Regions from separate parts of the Homo sapiens genome. Here region 2 is linked to region 1. A link is a loop called in an ENCODE intact Hi-C map of the cell type or tissue named here. Cell type or tissue: PC-9. All regions are shown on one strand. Links, peaks and the distances in the headings refer to the core of each region. The heading gives the core; the rest is flanking DNA.

Region 1 (10,412 bases), core at 3,972-8,971:
GAAGTGCACAGAATTGCGCCCAACGAGCGGCTCAAAACAGCGGTTGTGGTTACTGTCACGGATGATGATACCAAGTGCCTAGCGGAGCACCTTGCACACGGCAGGTGCTTAAGATACAGCAGCGGTGACTGCTGTGTCTCAGTGAAATATCAAACTATAGGTACTGACCGCTAGTGGGGGCAGGCGGTGAGGACTGCAAAGCAGAGGCCCTACTGTGTGCCAGGCTTTGTGGTAAATCAGTTAGTTATATGGCCTCCACTGACCAACCATCCCAGGTCCCTAAAAGGGAGGAACTGTGGGCCCCGTTTCAAAGACGAGGAAATTGAGGCTTACAAAAGGAAAGTGTTTTGTCCAAGGGGGCACAGACAGGAGGCAGACCCAAGAGTCTGACTGCAAATCTGTAACTGTCACATTGAAATGAAACATGAAGGTGGCAAGGAGGCTCACTACGCAGGGGCCTTGAGCAACTCACCGGACCCTCAGAACCTCCATTTTCTCATCAGTAACTGAGGCTCATGCTGCTGGTCCTAGAAGGTCGCTCTAGCAAGCCAGGGTTCTGGGGATCCATCTTTGCAAGCAGTGCTCCCAGATATTCCCATGGTGCCCTGGGGCAGAAGGCAGCCCATCCTCTCTCTTGGCCTGGGCTCCAGTACCCGGCGTGGCATTCTGGGGGACCTAGAGCAGGATGTCAGCAAACCCAACCGCAGAGGGCCTGGTCCCTCATGGGGCCTGGATCCAGGGTGGAGAGACTGAGGCAGAGGCAGCTCCTGGACACCAAGTTGAAACCTGGCTTTCTCCAACTGAGAAAGCAATGTTGGCATAAATGATTCTGAAGGGTTTGGAAATCCAACCCAGCGCAGACAACATCTTCTACTGACCAGCTGTGTGACCCTGGACAGGGTACTTAACCTCTCTGATCCTTCCTATCCTCAGCTGTAACAGTGCAAAAATAATAGTGCCTTGCTCATGGTGGGCTGGTGGTGCTCATGAGGAAATGTTTGTAAAGGCCCAGGCCTGGCAGGAGGTTTATGAATCCAAGCTCTGGAAGCTGGAGTTTCCCTTCCTTTCTCCTCTTCCAAAGGAACCAGGGCTTGGCTGGTCCCGATCTGCCTGAGAGCCCTTGGACAGGGTCTGTGGAGTGTCCCAGGCCTGTGACCATGGGAACACCTCCCCCGGCTTCCTCATCTCAGTCTCACCCCGTCTGGCCCTTGGGCATCTCTGTGGCAGTTCTGGTTCATCTCAGATGTTGACTGGTGACCAGGCTGCGGCTGGCTGGTGCCCACACAGGCTTGGGCCACCTGGCCAGGGCCACGGCCTCCACCCTGCCGCTCAGCCCCGGGCTGGCGTCCCCACAGCTGGGAGCCTCACAAGAACAGAATTCAGACAGTCGCTGGAACCTGCCGCCAAAGCCTCTTCTTTCCCTGGGCTTTATGGAAACATGAGATTTTGCAATAACAAAGGTTGCTCCGTGAGGCCAAGCCAAACAATTTACAAGATTGGGAGAGGCTGCTCAGCACAATCAAAGAGGCCTGGAATTCCAGCCTGGGCCATGGGGGCCTGAGCTGTTTAATCCCAGATAACCTGCCTCTCGGCGCCTGGGCTAAACCAGCCAGAAGCCAGTGCTGTACAGAGCCTACCAGAGCCTCCCACTGTGAGCTGGAGGGGCCCGAACAGCAATGAGCATGGAGCAGGTGGGGAAACCAAGGCCTAGAGAGGTAGACCCAGGATAAGCTCCCACTCCAGAGCTCTCTACTCTGTTCTTTGTTGCACTGAGGTCAGGAGTAGAGGCTTAGGGCGGGGGCTAAGGAGGGACAGATCCAAGTTCAAATCTCAGCTGTGCACTGCCAGCTGTGTGCCCCTGGGCAAGTCCCCTAACCTCTCTGGGCCTGTTTGATTTTTTAATCTGTTAATAGGGAATGCATAGAAGTGACTCCTAGGATGGTTGTGAAGATTCAGGTAAACCACCTGAGTGACACCGTGAGGCACAGAGCCCCCGGTAAGTGGGGGCCTTCATTCGGCTTCAGTTAAACAGAGTGTTCTGCCAATACTCTGTGCCTAGCCCAGGAAGAATGGGGAGAGAAGGCACACTCCCTGTACTCAAGGAGCTGGTGACCTGGTCAGAGAAAAAAGGTAGATCTTAATCTCAGAGGGGCCATGTGACTCGTGCAGGGCACACAGCTACAAAGTTGAGGCTCCTGTTCTGGCCTGGGCTGCCTGCCTCCGCCTTGGGGATATAAAATGACTGGTCTACAGAGCAGAGCCCTCACCCTAGTGCCCCAAGACAGAAGCTCTGAGAAGGAGCTTCCCCAGCAGTAGCACGAGCATCTGCATCAGGGTCCTCAGATTTCTGCCCAGCTTTGCCTCTCACGGGCTGTGTGACCTCTGGCCCATGGCACAACCTCTCTGAGAAGAGGGTAGCACCTGACCCTATTCCCTGCATGGATGCAAGGCATGAGCAGGTGTGGAGGGCGCTCAGTGAACTTCAGGGACTCCCGCACACACCAAAGATCCTGCCTGTCATCGTGTTTGTTATTATTATTACTGCATTACTCTGGGGCCCGCTGCAGGGTAGGCGGGGCTCTGTGCAAGTGAGGCTCATTGCTGGGTGCTCAGCTCCACCTGCCAATTGGCACCATCTAAATTCTCGCCGTCCCGGGCTGGGTTTCAGATGCCTGGCGGTAGGATGCAGTGAGCTGTGACAGCCGCCAGCTGCAGAGATGCCAAGCCCGGGTTAGACGCACAGCGCCGGGAAACAGGAGTGGATTCCGCCATTTCCCCAGATGAACCTGATGCCACAGAGCTGTGGGGAGGGGTTGAGCATCTGAGCTATGGTGGGGACCTCTCACTTCCCCTGGACAGAACCTCTGCCTCCTGTGAGCCAGCCTTGGGCTGAGGCCAGTCATCACTGTCCCCGATTTACAGAGGAGGACATGGGGCGGCAGGAGGTAGCCAGTCCATCTGGTCCAGGTCCCCAGCTGCTACGTGGGGTGCCAGGAGGCAAGCCCAGGACACAGCCACAAAGCCAGAACCAGGGCCCTCATTCACCAGCCCCTCCCCCTGCCTGAGAGCCACTGTTCCAGCCACACCTGTCTCCTCAGCTCCTTGCCTGGGAAACTGTGATATTGACTATTGACAGCACTGACAAATAGCACCTACCCCACCTTACGATGTAATGCGCATCACACGCTGAGAACAGAGCCCGGTGCTACCCGAGCGGGGCTTATCATCAGTGATCGCCTACAGATGAGGAAACTGAGGCCAGGAACAGCCTGCATCCCCGGGGTCTCTTGTGTTTCAGCTTTGGGAAGTGAAGTTGGTGCTCCCCAGTCCCCCAAGCCTCCTGGCTCCGTGTCACCTCGTAGCCGACGTCCTCCCAGTGTGCCTGGGCTGCTCGGTGGTCCCTGACCCAGGGGCATCTCCATGGGCCCTGAGCCCTAGGACTCGGGGGGACAGACAGGTCTGCACAGCAGCCTCTGGAGTCCAGGCATTTCCCTGGGAGCTCAGTCCCTTGTGAGACTCAGCTGCCCCCAGCACATAGCAGGGCCCCTGCAGCCAATCTTCTCCAAACTGATGGAGACGATGTCTTTTCTTTCCCACGTTGAATGCCCAACCATCGGGAGCTCAGACTTCATCCTGAAGGTACCCATGGAAGGTCTGTAAGCAGAGGAGTGGCGAGGTCAGGGGCTGTCCCCTCGAGGGACAGTGGAGGATGGGCTGTAAGGCTCTGCACCCCTTTAAAAAGGCAGTAGCATGAGTGGTTGCTGAGGACGTGGGTATTTCTATTGCTGCAAAATGTAACAAACTGCCACAAACTTGAACTCTTAAATCACCACCCACCTGCTGTTTCACAGTCCTGGAGGCCAGAAGTCTGCGTGGGCTCAGTGGGTTATCTGCTTAGGGTCTCACAAGGCTGACCTCAAGGTATCAGCAGGGCCGGGCCCTCGCCTGGAGGCTCCTGGGCTTATCTGGGGGTGTCAGCAGAATCCAGCTCCTTGTGGCTGTAGGACTGAGGTCCTGTGTCCTTGCTGGTGTTGGTTGGGGGCTCTTAGCTCCTCACTGCCTTGCCCTGAGACCCCTGCACCGCACTGCCTCATGCCTACCCCTCTCACCCGGGGTCTCTTGGGCCCCAGCTGCTGTCACCAGTCAGAGAAAATGCTCTGCTTTTAAAGGACTCATGTGACAAGGTCAGCTGAGCCAGATCATCTCCTCTTAAGGTTTGCTGATCAGTCACCTTTGTGACACCTGCAAAGTTCCTTTCACAGTGCAGTGTAGTTACAGGGAAACACTGGGGAGGGGGGTCATGGTGTGGCTTAGAGCTGGGCCTGCTGCATGCACTTTGTTTGCAGACAGAAGCCGCCTCTTGCCTCCTTGCCAGGCCTGGAAGAGAAACCTGTGTTTACACTTGTGACCAAGAGGCAGGTGGGCAGGCCAGAGAGGAGGAGCTGGGAGACTGTGGAACCCCCAGGGATGAGATGATGGCCTTTGGCAAACCCCACTGCTGGCATCTGTGCAGTGCATCTGGCCTGCGAGCTTCCCGGACCCCGGCACCCAGCTCACCACACCTTCCAAATCTGTGGGACCGCAGTCAGCCATGGCGATGATGCCTGCACACAGAGCAACTACTACGTACCCAGCCCCAAGCAGTCAAGACTCACAATACAGCAGCAGCCAAGATGCAGATTCAGCTCTGACCCCACAGCCAGCACCCCTAACCAGTGGGCAGCCCTTCCTCCCTGTGACCCATCCCTGTAGCCACAGGGAAGCCATGGCTTTGCTGTGACACGAGGCTCCTGTGGTCAGTTGGGAGAGCAGGAGCAGGGACAGGCAGCCAGCCAGCCTCACCCACTGGCAAAGGCACAAGGGCGGCAGTGAGCAAGCCAGCCTTACACCTCAGAGGAGGCCAGGGCTGGGAGGCAGAGGCCTGGCTGCTGGCTGGCTCCTCTTTCCCTCCCAGGATCCTGGGCTGAGTCTCCCCACCTCACGGCCTCCGCCTCCTCCCAGGTAGACAGGTGGAGTGAACACAATGCCCTCCAGGGCCCACCAAAGTGCTTCCTCCTGCCTGGAATTGATTGATAAATAAGGAAACAGAAGCTCAAAGAGGTGACAACTTGACCCCGCCCTGTCCACCCTACCCAAGGAGCAGAGCAGCCACCCAGTCCAGGGCACTGCCCAGCTTGGCCACACCCTTGCCGGAGGACTTTGAGGGGGCAGGGTGCATCGAAATCTCTCTGAGCCCTCGATTTTGAATTTAGGAAATGGGGGCTGGGGGATTGGACCCCTTGGAGGAGGAAGGGGCTGGGGGTGGTCCTTGGGAGGGTGGGGGGCTGCTCCGCAAGGAAGCGGGGGAAGGTGAGGGAACGTGTCGAGACCTGGGACCAGCTGGTCGCACCAAACCGGAGCCCCCTCACCCTGCCCGCCCCAGGGTCTTGGCCTCCAAGCACCACCCTCTCAGAAAGGAAAGAGGGTGCGATGCCTCCTGTCCCCGACTCCCGATTAAATGGCTGCAATTTTGATGTGGCAGGTGATCTTCTCGGGAAGCCTGGCTTTAAATTTAGCTCCCTCCCCAGCCAGCCCTTTGAAAAGGCTGCTCTCCACCAAGGGAGAGAGCATGAGTCATCGCCAGGCCGCCCTGTGAGCAGTCGCGTTTGCGGGGGAGCAGGCCTCCCGAAGTCAGAGAAATAGTAAATAGGGATGGAGGATGAAGCCACGACAGATGTGGGGTGTCGGGCTTGGCCTGGCACGCAGTAGGTGCCCAGAAATGGGGCAGGGGAATGTCTCCCAGGGTAGTCTGCATAGTCACCTGCACATGCCTCCTCCAGCGCAGCCGGGAGCAGAGACGCAGCAGTATTTGTTGAATGGTCCGTGGATGACAGCTTACATGCTTACATGCTCCGTCTCACTGGACTCACACAATAGCCCCCGAGCCTACGCCCTCACCTGCCTCGGCAGATGCCTGGAGGGCGGAAGGCTTAAGAGTGCTCCCCTGCCCCCAAAGATATCCGCATCCTAATCCCTGGAACCTGCCAGTGCTACCTTATACGGCAAGCAGGGAAAAAAGGACTTTGCAGAAGGGGTTGAGTGGAGGATTTTGAGATGGGGGTATTATTTGGGATGATCAGGGTGGGCCCTAATGCAATCACAGGCATCCTTATAAGAGGGAGGCAGAGGGAGCATCCGCCCCGAGGCTGTGGGAAGAGGAGTGCAGGGAGATCTGAAGATGCTGCCCTCCAAGGCCGGGTGATGCCGCCGCAAGCTGAGGGTACCACTAGAGGCTGGAAGGGGACAGGAGGCTCCTCCCCTGGAGCCTCCAGGAAGAGCGGCCCCGCGCACCCCTGGATTTTGGCCCAGGGATACCCATTTGATTTCAGACTCTGGAACTGTAAAGTGGGTGGTCATCTGGTTGGGGCAGCACAGGACACGAGTGCACAGAGAAGTGAACGGCCTTGGCCAAGGCCATACAGCTGGTGAGTGGCCAAACAGAGATCCAAACCCAAATCCATTCAGTTCCAAAGTCCACCCTTTTTCCTGCCGACCCCTCGGCCTCCTGGAAAAGCAGAAGGGATGTTGATGAGACCAAGTACCCACGAAGCGCCAAGCATTCATTTATTTTGGGTTAATCAACAGGACCATTGCCTGTTATGATCTTGTCTCTCATCTAATCCTCACATTGACCCTTTGAGGTCATTCCCATTATGCAAATGGGGAAACTGAGGCTCAGGGAGGCAAAGTAGTTTTGTCCAAGGTAGGCGAGCCCATGCCAGAGACAGAAGGTGAAGGTGCAGGGCCCTGGGAGCACTGCGGAGGGCAGCCCAGCCCAGCACATAGTGGGCCTGTCATGGGGTTATGAGGAGGCCATGGAGTGACCGCCCAGGACAGCCACCGTGCCTTGCAGGTTTGACATGGCTGGAGCTCCGGCACCTCACTGCAGAGGAGGCTGGGCAGGTGGGCTGGGCCACAGGCACAGGAAAAGGGGATGGAGTTTCATCCTGTAGGAGATGGAGTGACAGAGCCTTAACATTTGGGCCGTCACCAACCCGACAGTGAGCTTCTTTGGGGCAGGGACCTCTTCTGGTCTGTGGGTGTCCAGCACTACCTGGGACAGGCACAGAGCCCCACCCAGTGGCAGGTGAAGGGCGGAGGGAGGGAGGATGAGGGGGAGGGGCTCCACTAAATGATGACGCTTTCCACATGCCCTGAACACACCACACACACACACACATACACACACAGATACAAAGACACACACCACACAGACACACACACATCACACATACACACACAGACACAGACACACACAGCACACATACACACACCACACACAAACACTACACACACACCACACAGACACACAGAAACACACACCACACATACACAGATACACACACCGCACATACACACAGATATACAGACACACACCACACACACAGACACACACCACACACACACCATACATACACACACCACACACACAACGCATACACACAGAAACACACACCACACATACCATACACAGATACACCACACATACATACAGATACACAGACACAAACCACACATACACCACACTTACCACACATACACAGACACACATCACACATGCATGCACACACACACACCACCACACATACACGTGGAAACATGCACCGACACACTCACCATATGGAGATTCCAGACATGCGCACCCCAAAAAGGGAGATGCCTCATTCTACCACCCCCGCATGCCAACAGCCATCGCACACCCCAGCACACACAGCACACACCCCACTCATTCACACCATCCACTCACACCTCACACACACCATTCACTCACACCCTCACACACACTCACACACCACCACTCACATCTCACACAGACACAACCCACACCACTCACACCCTCACGCACACTCACATACACACTCACACACCCCCACCACACACACAAAACCACACACACCATTCACATCCTTACACACACATAGACACCACACACCACACACACTATTCACTCGCACCTCACACACATACATACACACTGGCACTCCCCACACCACACACACCCTCACACAAACCCACTCATATACACACACACGCCACATCCCCACACTACTTATACCCTCACATACAAACACACCACAGACCCCACATACAGCACACACACAGCACTCACACCTTCACACACATACACCACTCACACCCTCACACACACCCACTCATACACACACACACACCACATCCCCACACTGCTTACACCTTCACATACAAACACACCACAGGCCCCATACACAGCACTCACACCCTCACACACACACGCCACTCACACCCTCATACACCCCCCAAACACCACCACACACCATTCACTCACACCTTCACACACTCACACACACCACACACCCCACAAACCACCACACACCACTCAAACCCTCACACACATCACTCATACTCACACACACACAGCCTGAGACACACACATTGACACACATCACTCACATATACATATCACACTCGTATCTTCATATATACACACAACACACTCTGCTCACACTTTCATACACACACACATACACACACATTCACAAACACACCATACACAGCGCAGACCACACACCAACCATACCACATACACACAACGCACACATACAACACACACATTTATACTCATATACCACACATGACACACAACACACATAACATACATATATAACACACAACACACACTCTTATACACACGTACACACACAACACATACAACACACACACAGCACACACTTTCAACAGTCCTAGGTATACTCACAAACATACACATCTCACACATACCACACACACCACCACACACTATATATAACACACAGACACACCGTAAACATACATCACACACCTCATATACAGTACCACACAGACATATGACACACACAAGACACACACACCACTCACACACTCTCATATTCACACACATACCACACTCACAAAAAACACACAGCACTCACACACTCTCATATTCACACACATACCACACACACAAAACACACACCACTCATTCAGATTCTCTCATACACACATACATATTCACACATGTACCATACACCCCACACATTTAATACGCATACACAGAACACACATAGCACATGCACACACCAAACACCACATACAAATCACACATACAACACACACACACCACTCATACAACAAACACAACACACAACACACACATACACACACTATACACCACACACACAGACACCACACACACAACACACCCCATCCCAGCAACACAGGCGGCCTGCTGTGACACCCCTACACTTCCTCCCCTTGCTCAGCCCGCATCCCTCAACGCTGAGTGTCCCTGGCACTGAGAGCCTGAGACACGGTCCCTGCTAGGGCACAGATGACAGGCACCTCTCCAGCATAACAGCCAAAATCAGACGGGACAGTCTGGCAGGCACCTTCCAGCCCCGCCACCACCAGCACCGGGCACTTCTACCTGTTCCATGGCCTCTCTTGGCCTCAGTTTCCTCCGTCCCCCTCTTGGGATATTTGCCAGGCGCCAGGAGAAGTATCTCATGGGCCCAGTCTCATTTAGTCCTCGAGACACTCTATGCGGGAGGCAGTGCTGTGACCTCTTTAGGAAAGAGAACTGACGTTCAGGGAGCTTCTGTGCCGTGCCCAAGGCCACCTGGCCAATTAGGGACAAAGTGCCACCTTGCTACAAATCCCATGAGCCTTCCCACTGGGCAACACTGCCTGCCCCTGTGGCTGAGCAGGCACTGCCTCCCTGAACCCTCACTGTGACCCTGACCTCGCCCTGCTGGGGCATTCATGGGGTCCCTCTGCCCCTCCCATGAGCAGGGCCCACATCGGCTCCCTTGGAGGGAGATTGTGTCCTGCTTGGGCAGCTGCTCAAGCCAGGTCCACTGAAGACAGGAAGGGATGGACACCTGTGAGACAGGTGGGGAAACTGAGGCACTCCAACAGTGCAGGCTTCCTAGGGTGGGCGCCCCAGCACCATTCCCACTGTCCAGCTGGGTGCCTCGGGCATGAGGCTGAGCCTCCCTCTTATCTTTGAAAGGGGCCCAGGATGTGGCATCGGAAATGCCATCTGGATTCCCAGCCCCATCAGTGGGTCACGCGCAAGCTGTTGCCAGGCACCTCCCGCTGTCTTGGTTCCTCCTCAGTAAGGAGAGGGTGCAGCACTTGCCCTCGGTGCCTTCTCTTGATGTTTACTAAGGTACCTGTGAGGGGCCAAGGCTGGAGGACTGGGCCTGGACGTCAGGCAGACCTGGGCTTGAGCCCCGATTCTGCCCCTAGCTGGCTGTGTGGCTCAGAGCAGATGTCCTAACCTCTCTGAGTCCCAGCACCTCTGCTGTGAAGTGGGGAGGACGCTGCCCAGCACTGTGGTGAGGAACAAATAAAGCATAAAGAATACATCAAGTATA
Region 2 (10,412 bases), core at 2,409-7,408, 150 kb before region 1:
ACTGCAACCTCCGCCTCCCGGATTCAAGTGGTTCTCCTGGCTTTGCCTCCCAAGTAGCTGGGATTACAGGTGCCTGCCACCGCGCCCAGCTAATTTTTGTATTTTTAGTAGAGACAGGGTTTCGCCATGTTGGCCAGGCTGGTCTTAAACTCTTGACCTCAGATGATCCACCTGCCTCGGCCTCCCAAAGTGTTGGGATTACAGGCATGAGCCACCATGCCTGGCCTGAAATCTCAGTATTTTTATAAATTGTAAAGTTATTTTCCGTATCTCTTGGACATAATGGTATTTTTGTGACTGTGATATTTTGTCATTTTATTTTCTTCTCTCACAGCGTCAGTGGAGGTCAGCAGGAGGTCCCTGCAGGCTTGCACTGCCCTGCTGGTTATCACTGCTGGTGACTCATGCAGCCAGCCTGCTGATGCCCTGAGCTGGCCTGTTCAGCTTGGTGTCCAGAGGGCTCTGCTGTGGGCCCGGGGGGAGGGAACCACGCACCTTCCTCTGTGGAACTGTGGCTGCTTTCCCCCTTCCTCATCCTGTTCTTCATCTGCCCCAGCCTGTGAAGGGAACTCCTCGTGCCTGGGCAGGCTTATGGGTGCCGGGAGGCTGGGGAGCTGGCTCACGCTCTGAGTGGGCTTCCCTGGCCAGTCCTGTGCCCCATCACCAGCCTCGCTCTGTGGTCTTTGCCCTGGTGCACTGGGCGGTACCACTTCACCACGTCTTTCAGTGGTCCTTCCGTGTGTTCCAAAGCTTCTGGATTTCAAATGTTGCTGTGCTCACAGAAACCTGATGGTTTACACACCAAGCAATACCACCACCACCACCGCCACCACCACAACAACAAAATAATGAGTAGAAACTGCCAACTCCCTCAGATCAGGTCACAGCATTTTCAAAAACAGCAGAACCCATGTGACTTACCTGTGGCTCTCCGAGAGCTGTCTTCGTCACAGGACACCTGCCAAAGCCTCCGCCCACCTTTCAAGAAAAGCGATGTGTTTTCTAGTTATACACATATAGCAGGATATTGAACTGGGCTTTTTCTGTTGGCCCCAGATGATAACGAAGCCCCGAAGCTGAGAATGCAATGCAGTAAACAGGCTGTATTCTGAACCTGGAGAGCTGCCCACGGACCATCAGCTACCACACTTGAAGGGAATTCCTAGACCTGCCATTCTCCCAGAACCCAAATGTTGCATAGATGGGCTGGTTCTTTATTGATCTCGTTTTCTCTTCTTCCTGGGCAAAAAGCTCAATGACATCTCTCTGCCCCCTCAACGACAAGCTGCGGCTCAATGCTTAGACTAACATGCCAATGGAATGTAGGTGGGGATCCTGTCCCTCTCACTGGCTGGATTCAAGCTGATGGACAGGGTGACCTTGGAAATAGGCTGTGAAGGCAGCAGGTTCATGCAATGAGGAGGCCTGGGCCCCCAAGTTACTGGCTGGAGGAAGACTTCCAACTGCTCAGGAGCACACACTGTGGACATCCCCTGAAAGGGAAAGAAGCACCAGCTCTGGCCAGGCACGATGGCTCATGCCTGTAATCCCAGCACTTAGCGAGGCTGAAGTGGGTGGATCACTTGAGGCCAGGAGTTCGAGACCAGCCTGGCCAACATGGAGAAACCCTGTCTCTACTAAAAATACAAAAATTAGCCAGATATGGTGGCAGGTGCCTGTAATCCCACCTACTCGGGAGGCTGAGGCAGGAGAATCACCTGAACCTTGGAGGCGGACATTGCAGTGAGCCGAGATCACGCCACTGCACTTCAGCCTGGGTGACAGAGTGAGACTCCGTCTCAAAAAAAAAAAAAAATTTCAGAAACCAAAACCCCCCAAAAAACACCAGGTGTGAGTCCTTACGTGCAGAAGATGGGACTGTGGGAGTGATCTGTCCGGGGGCTACCATGGAGGCTTGGTGGTAAGTACTGTTTTCTCCTTCATAGGAGAAAGCTAGGGGAGAGTGGGCTTTGAGAACTTCATGTAGGTTGAAGGCACCTCTGAGATGGGGACAAGTGCATTCTGGTCATGTCTGGTTGGCCAGTGGACTCCCCACCTGCCTTCATCCCATGAACCATGGGTTAAGGGACTCAGAGGGAGAGGAGGTTTCTCATTCAAGGGGAGCCAGCATCAACCCCTTTAGTTTCCTTTTCCAGAATCTATGGAAGCTGGATCCCCACCCTCCAGTTGCCTGCTGCCCCAGGAAGGTGGATGAGACAGGGAACCACGGTGTTGTGGGATCCCCATGGTGGGGAGCACACAAGAATTCATGCATCAGAGCACTGCGGTGTGACCACCACCAGCCAGGGCCAGCCAGGAGAGGAGGCCAGGTGAAATCATGGACCAGAGCCACCTGGGAGGGCCCAGGTGGGAGCCGACATCTTCTCATGCTCAGCGGTGGATGGGAAAGTGGGAGAGGCCACCACCCTGCCAGGGCCCTCTCCCTGCGCCCTCTCTGAGCCATCCCAACACGTGAATAAACACAGCCTGGTGAGGCAAACAGTTTCGTTGAGTCCAGAGGGGCCCTTTCCCGCTCCTCCAAGCCGCAAGAGCCACAGAGAACTCTGGCCACAAGTCTTGAATTGTGTTTGAGCTGAACATTCTTTAGAAATAGACAGGGCTTAGTCTTAAACACCAAGAGGCTGTTCTAAAGACGAAAATGAAAAGAAAACCAGCTGGGCGCGGTGGCTCACCCCTGTAATCCCAGCACTTTGGGAGGCCGAGGCGGGCGGATCACGAGGTCAGGAGATCGAGACCATCCTGGCTAACACGGTGAAACCCTGTCTCTACTAAAAAATACAAAAAAAATTAGCTGGGCGTGGTGGCGGGCGCCTGTAGTCCCAGCTACTGGGGAGGCTGAGGCAGGAGAATGGCTGGAACCCGGGAGGTGGAGCTTGCAGTGAGCAGAGATCACGCCACTGCACTCCAGCCTGGGAGACAGAGCGAGACTCCTTTTCAACAAAAAAAAAAAAAAAAAAAAAAAAAAAGAAAATGAGAAGAAAACCTTGGAATCTGGCCAAGATGTCATTAAGGGACCTCCTACCTAGCAGGAAAGAGAGCTTCAACAGATCCCATATGGATTGGAGTTGGCAAGAAATAAAATTGCGTCTATTTATAGTCTCAACAAGTTGAGGTTCCTCAATAAACTCGTTACACATAATTCACTTAAATTATGAAAATCACAAACAACAAAGCTATTAAATAGGAAAAGAAGAGAAGACACTGGTGCCGTCAGTGCTGAGGGAGCTTTTAGGGCATGGAGAGTGGAGTGTGAGAGCGAAGTACCCTTAGCATGCCAGCTACCCCGAGCCATCTAGAAGAAACTTTTGTATCTGAATGAGAAAAACAACTCAAATAATGCACTGCACTCCAGCCTGGGTGACAAGGGCAAGACTCTGTCTCAAACAGAAAAAAGAAAAAAAGAATTGTATCTTGTGTGGAAAGCGTGTAGATGATAAGAATGTACAGCTCTTGTCCCACTTTATTTCTCCATTTACTGGAGGCATTTATGGAAGGTACATTATAGGTCTTTGTGGGAAGAAACAGAAAGAAATCACAGAAGCAATTAAGAGAGCTCAAATAATGGGATTTATGCCAGTTACATACAAGGATCTGCATATCTCAAGGACCCTAAAGTTTGTAATATCAGATGTTGGGAATAAATTCTATCACGTTACCACCAATAAACTTATTTTACAGTTAAAAAAAATTCAGATGGGGTCTTGCTGTGTTGCCCAGGTTGATCTCAAACTCCTGGCCTTAAGCAATCCTCACACCCAGGCCTCCCGAAGTGCTGGGATTACAGGTGTGAGCCATCACGCCCAGCCTCAAATTTCATTTATTTTCTTTCTTTTTTTTTTGAGACGGAGTTTTGCTCTTGTCGCCCAAGCTAGAGTGCAATGGTGCGATCTCGGCTCACTGCAACCTCTACCTCCCGGGTTCAAGTGATTCTCCTGCCTCAGCCTCCCAAGTAGCTGGGATTACAGGTGCAAACCATCATGCTTGGCTAATTTCTGTATTTTTAGTAGAGATGGGGTTTCACCATTTTGGCCAGGCTGGTCTCAAATTCCTGACCTCAGATGATTCACCCACCTCGGCCTCTCAAAGTGCCGGGATTACAGGCATAAGCCACTGCGCCTGGCCCTCAAGTTTCTTAAGATGAAAACTATCTTTTGTTTCTATTCCCCAGAAGCTATGGATCTTTGTGGGCCTTGGGAGGATTTCCTGCCCTTCCCCCAGTGGCCTGGAGCTCTTGTTTTATATAAGTGAAGGGTCTGGGAAAAGGTGTTGTTTTTCATGTTTGTGCATCAAAGAAGTGGCAGCTTTTGATGCTGTCCTGCCTGTCTCCAATATTCCCAGTGAGCACTCAGAGGAGGGAAAGAGTTTGTAGGGGACTGAGATGACCTCCGCTAGGGTCTGGATTCCCACTTATTCCAGAGGGTCACAGTATCCCATATTCAGCCCATAGGAATTTGTTACTATTTTAGCCATTTGCTCCTTTTCTGTCTTTCCAGCAGCCCTATGTTTTCTCATGCTCTGCTAACAGCGCCACAATTCATGTGCCTTGTCTTATCTCTCCTCGATGGGGCTGGGCACTATTTGGAATTTACTTCCTTGTAATCTTAGCTCTCTCATGGGCTCAAGAAAAATTCCAGTTTTGTACCTTTACTCACCGTTAGGTTAGGAGTGGTGTTCTTTTGTGGCTTTCTACATGCTAAGCCTCAGCTGACTTTTTAAAAACAATTAAGAGGCTGGGCACGGTGGCTCACGCCTGTAATCCCAGCACTTTGGGAGGCCAAGGCAGGTGCATCACTTGAGGTCAGGAGTTTGAGACCAGCCTGGCCAACGTGGTGAAACCCCGTCTCTACTAAAAATACAAAATATTAGTTGAGTGTGGTGGTGGGTGCCTGTAATCCCAGCTACTTGGGAGGCTGAGGCAGGAGGATCCCTTGAACCCAGAAGGTGGAGGTTGCAGTCAGCTGAGATCACACCACTGCACTCCAGCCTGGGTGACAGAGAGAGACTCTCTCAAAAAAAAAAAAAAAAAAAAAAAGGCCAGTCGCGGTGGCTCATGCCTGTAATCCTAGCACTTTGGGAGGCCGAGACAGGTGGATCACGAGGTCAGGAGTTTGAGACCATCCTGACTAACACGGTGAAACCCCGTCTCTACTAAAAATACAAAAAATTAGCCGGGCGTGGTGGTGGGTGCCTGTAGTCCCAGCTACTCGGGAGGCTGAGGCAGGAGAATGGCGTGAACCCTGGAGGCGGAGTTTGCAGTGAGCCGAGATCGCGCCACTGCACTCCAGCCTGGGCGGGACTCTGTCTCAAGAAAAAAAAAAAAAAAGCAATACAGTATAACAACTATTTACATAGCATTGACATGGCATCAGGTATTATAAGTAATCTAGAGATGATTTAAAGTATACTGGAGGGTGTGTGTCAGTTATATGCAAATACTGCACCATTAAGTAAGGGACCTGAGCATCTTCAGATTCTGTGGGGGTGGAGGTGTGTCCTGGAACCAACCCTGCAGATACCAAGGGAAGATCGCACTGCATGTAAATACACATGCTCCGTTGAAGGTTGTACACACTCATGTGGCTGTGCAACTGCAGGGTCACTGTGGAGAGGAAGTGCTCTCTGACATTTGTCTCCTTCCAGTTTCAACCCTGTTCCACAATCAAGTTTTGTATTTTCCTTCAAACAGGTCTTATACATCTCTTGTTATAGCTACTTAGTTTAATTTTATCACATTTACCTTGACAGTCTCTATCTGACTCGTGCTGGGTTTTGTCCTTTTTTCCTGTGACTCTACTTCTCAATTATTCATGATCTAGCTAGATAAACATGTCCTTGGCAGATAAGAGTGTCTGTCTCTCCTGCTTGAGGAAGCTCACTCCCTCAACTTATTAAGTCTAATTGACTGGAATTTCTGGCACTGGGTACCAGAGATGGGAAATAGCATTTTTTTCCCAGATAAGCTACTTCTGCTTTAATCATTTGGGGAGGGAACAGAAACCTGTCCATTTCATGGAGATTTTCTAATTGATCAGCATAGAACCGTGCGTAGTTTCATCTCAGGCTTTGAGAATCCTCTCTGCATTGATCACACCCTCTTTCTTCTGCTTAATTTAATCTGTTTTCTTTTTTTTATTGATTAGATTTGTCAGAGACTAACTGTTGAACTTATTTATTTTTAAAGCATCAGCTGTTGGTTTAAAGTATTCTCTCAGTTTTCTTTCTTATTCATTAATTTCTCATTACAGTTTCACCATTTCTTCTTCCAATGCCAGCAGCTCCTAATAAGTGAGGAAGGAGCCACATTTTAATTTACACATTACAAAATACGCTTCTTAGATTGTCACCGGTGTCAGTAAGAAACCGTGTTCCACAGCAATGAAACCTGGGAAGTAATGGATTAAGTAAATTTCCCTGCTTCTTTTTTTTTTTTTTTTTCCTGAGAAATTTTCTCAGAATGTGAAAAGGGCCAATGTCCATTTAGGATGTCTAAGGAAATTTAGCTTAAGTTCCTCTTAAACTAGTTAATTAGAATATGCTTCTCTGTCTTCTTTTTTTTTTTTTTTTGAGACAGATTCTTGTGCTATTGCTCAGGCTGGAGTGCAGTGGCGTGATCTCGGCTCACTGCAAGCTCTGCCTCCCCAGTTCAGGCCATTCTGTTGGCTCAGCCTCCCAAGTACCTGGGACTACAGGCGCCACCATGCCCGGCTAATATTTTGTATTTTTAGTAGAGACGGGGTTTCACTGTGTTAGCCAGGATGGTCTCGAACTCCTGACCTTGTGATCCGCCCACCTCGGCCTCCCAAAGTGCTGGGATTACAGACATGAGCCACCCCGCCCAGCCGCTTCTCTGGTCTTCTTTTAGGCCTAAGATGCCTCAGAATTCATGCTGGGAAATGCATTCCACACGGTCGATTGTTACTTTTGATATGGCCAGTTTTCGCTCGTGTCTCTCTGTGTCTCTGTCTCTGTCTCTCTCTCCTTCTCTCTCTCTCTTTCCCCCAAACCTATCTGAGATCATCTTGGATCCATGTCTGCCACGTCCAGGTATCATCCAGATGTTTGAGAAACGTCTCTTCTAGCATAATGATGATGATGATGGTGATTATGGTGATAATGATGATGGTGATGATGGCGATGATGATAATGATGATGGTGATGATGGTGATGATGGTGATGTTGATGATGGTGATGATGGTGATGATGATGATGGTGATGGTGGTGATGATGGTGATGGTGATGATGGTGGTGATGACACTCCTGTATAGCCTCTGATGGTTTACAGAGTTTGTAATACGTAGGCTGCTCAAGTTACACAGTTCAAAGGAGGGGGTAATAACAGCACTTCACTCAAGAGGTTTATTGCAAATGCTCAGGAAGTGTTTGGCTCAGTGTGAAGTGCCCAGTGGGTTACATAGGAAGTGAATGACTGTGAGGGGTGGAGCCCAGATTCAAACCCAAGCAGTGTGGCTCCAAGATCATGCTTTCCTCATTTTTAGAACAGAATTGTAGCCTTCTACTCATTATCTTTCCTTAAATGGACCCTCATGCAAGTCTAACATGTGTGTGGCTGAGTAATCGTTAAAGCATTAATTAGCATTTTTTAATCATGTATTTTTTCTCCTATCTCTCAGGTGAGCACTGTGCAGTCAAGCTTCTTTTTTTTTCTTTTTCTTTTTTTTGAAATGAAGTCTAATTTTCTCACCCAGGCTGGAGTGCAGTGTCACGATCTCGGCTCACTGCAACCTCCGCCTCTCGGGTTCAAGGGATTCTCCTACCTCAACCTCCCAAGTAGCTAGGATTACAGGCACCCACCACCATGTCCAGCTAATTTTTGTGTTTTTAGTAGAGACGGGGTTTCACCATGTTGGCCAGGCTGGTCTCAAACTCCTGACCTCAGGCCATTCACCTGCCTCAGCTCCCCAAAGTGCTGGGATTAGAGGCGTGAGCCATGTAATCCCACTGAGTCTGGCTCAGTCAGGCTTCTCTAGTTACAGGTAGAAGGGAAGGGTGTGGTGGGCAAGAGGCAGAAAATTCCCAGGAACACTTTCTGGCTTTTGTTCAAAATCCAAGTTCAGAGAGAGAAGAGGCTTCCCCTGGTAGAAGAAGAGTGATTGGGAAGAAACAAGAAGGGAATTAGGAAACCCATACACTGGAAAGACATTCCCCAGGAGGGAAGGTGAGGACAGAACTGAGAGCAGAGGGGTCCTGAGCCCTGTCACCAGGCAGAGCTCCTGCAGGGGGTGGATTTCGCGAGACGCGCTTTGTGGCCCTTCAAGTGATGACGGGCTACAGAGTTCAGACCCACCATTTCTCTGAAGATAAGGAAACAGATGCACAGAAGATTTTAAGATCTTCCTAGAAACATCGAAGAGTGACGAGATAGTGAGTAAAATCCGAGAAGGAAATTCAGAAAGGTGAAGCCTGCATTTGGGGCGCCTTCTCCCCAGAGAGCATTAGCTGATCTGGAAGAGGAAAGTCAGAGGCCAGGCAGCACTTTTGACAGCCTCACAGGGTGACGGGGACAATCACTGGTGTCCAGAGCCTGCCAAGCAAGGCTGGGGGCCCTGGCAGACATCCCTGACCCCATATTTAGGGTTGGGTTCCAAAAGGGTGTATATTAAGTATAAAGAGTACATTGGAATAAAACCAGCTCTTTCATGTCCTATAGCTTAGCTTCCAGTAACCAGGGTAGTGCCAAAAATCTCAATCCCTGAAACTGGATTAAGGTAAATCTAGAATGCCCAAGCACCTGGAGAAGGAAAGAAAATTCTCTCTGGAAGAAGATAAAGTCATCTTGGCCTCAAATTATTATTATTATTTTGGAGACAGGGTCTCACTCTGTCACCCAGGCTGGAGAGCAGTGTTACTGCAGCCTCAACTCACTGCAGCCTTGACCTCCCAGGCTCAGTGATCCTTTCACCTCAGCCTCCCAAGTAGCTGAGACTACAAGCATGGGCCATCATGCCCGGATAATTTTGTAAATTCTTTGTAGCAACAGGGTTCTGCTGTGTTGCCCATGCTGGTCGTGAAGTCCTGGGCTCAAGAAATCCTCCTGATTCAGCTTCCCAAAGTGCTGGGATTATAGGTGTGAGCCATTGTACCCAGTAGATTATTTCTACAGAGAGTTTTTCAGACATAATGTCCATCACCGCACAATCAAAGACAACCAGCACAGAAGGAGGCAAGAGAGCAGGAATGAAAACCAAGACAACAATGGAAAGATCCACAGTTATCTCAGATGGTAGAACTATAAGACACAGTCTTGACAACATGATCACTATGTGTGCTCTTGGGGACAAAAGTGGAGCTTAAAAATGTAATCAAGGAACTAGAAACTAGAAAAAGTAACAAGCATATTGGAAGAACCAACCACAAATTTTAGAAGTAAAAAACCAATAACCAATATTAAGAATTCAATGGATGATTTTAATAGCTGAAGAGAGAACTGAAAATTTACCATTAAGAATGAAACTCTGCGCTGGGCACAGTGACTCATGCTTGTAATCCTAGCACTTTGGGAGGCCGAGGCGGATGGATCACCCGAGGTCAGGAGTTTGAGACTAGCCTGACCAACATGGCGAAACCGCCTCTCTACTAAAAATACAAAAATTAGTGGGACATGATGGCGCACGCCTGTAATCCCAGCTACTCGGGAGGTTGAGACAGGAGGATCACTTGAACCCAGAGGCAGAGGTTGCAGTGAGCCGAGGTCGTGCCACTGTACTCCAGCCTGGGCAATAGAGTGAGACTCTGTCTCAAAAAACAAAAAACAAAAAACACAGAATGAAACTCTAAGGGATAAGAGGATGGAAAACAGAAGGGTAATAGAAATATACAATATAGCGAGTATATGAATTTGTAATTGGAGAAGAAAAGGAGAGAGGGAATTGAGTGGAAGTAACATTTGAAGAAATAATAGCTGAGAATTTTCTAACTGATGGCAGATGTAAATCCATGGATTTCAAGAACTTAATGAACCCCAAACAAGACAAATAAGTAGAAATTCACACCTAGAAAAATCAAAACGAAGATTTAGAATAACAATGAGAAATCTTATATGCAGTCACGAGTGGAGAGCGGGGTGGGAGAGTTGAGTAGAAACAAATTGCAATCACCTCCAGTTTCATGGAGTAATAATGCAACTGACAGCTATTTTTTCCATGGCAGCAATAGAAACAAAAAAACAGAGAAATTATAGTTTTGGTACTATTAAAAAAAATGAGTGCCAACCTAAAGTTATATACCTAGAAAGATGAAGGTGAGAAAAATGAAGGTACACCAGGTAACAAGACCCTCCTCCCACATGGGATGCTGGAGAAGCTGAGTGAGAATCTAGACTTCCACCTCCATCTGGCAGTAATGAGACAGTACCACTCCCCTACTAGTGTAGT

Evidence for each region. Peaks named below come from ENCODE experiments on the same cell type or tissue, not always from the same donor. Only the 100,000 strongest peaks of a DNase experiment are listed, where the experiment ranks them.
Region 2: a loop joins it to region 1, with 2.9 times the contacts of the local background. A loop is called at or near these places in 1 of 110 quality-filtered maps.

The regions. Positions count from the first base shown.
Region 1 is chr22:44,333,025-44,343,436 of GRCh38, reverse strand. No RefSeq gene overlaps it. Among named protein-coding and RNA genes, the nearest start is that of SHISAL1, 25 kb to the right of the region's middle. RefSeq lists enhancers at 4,343-5,106, 5,107-5,870. In PC-9, for the core only: a CTCF peak has its summit at 7,082 (motif pointing left); DNase peaks (open chromatin) are centred at 4,996 and 5,596; H3K27ac peaks cover 363 bases.
Region 2 is chr22:44,476,732-44,487,143 of GRCh38, reverse strand. It overlaps the pseudogene MRPS18CP6. Among named protein-coding and RNA genes, the nearest start is that of RTL6, 16 kb to the left of the region's middle. In PC-9, for the core only: no CTCF peak of the experiment used is centred there; DNase peaks (open chromatin) are centred at 4,133 and 4,633; H3K27ac peaks cover 2,381 bases.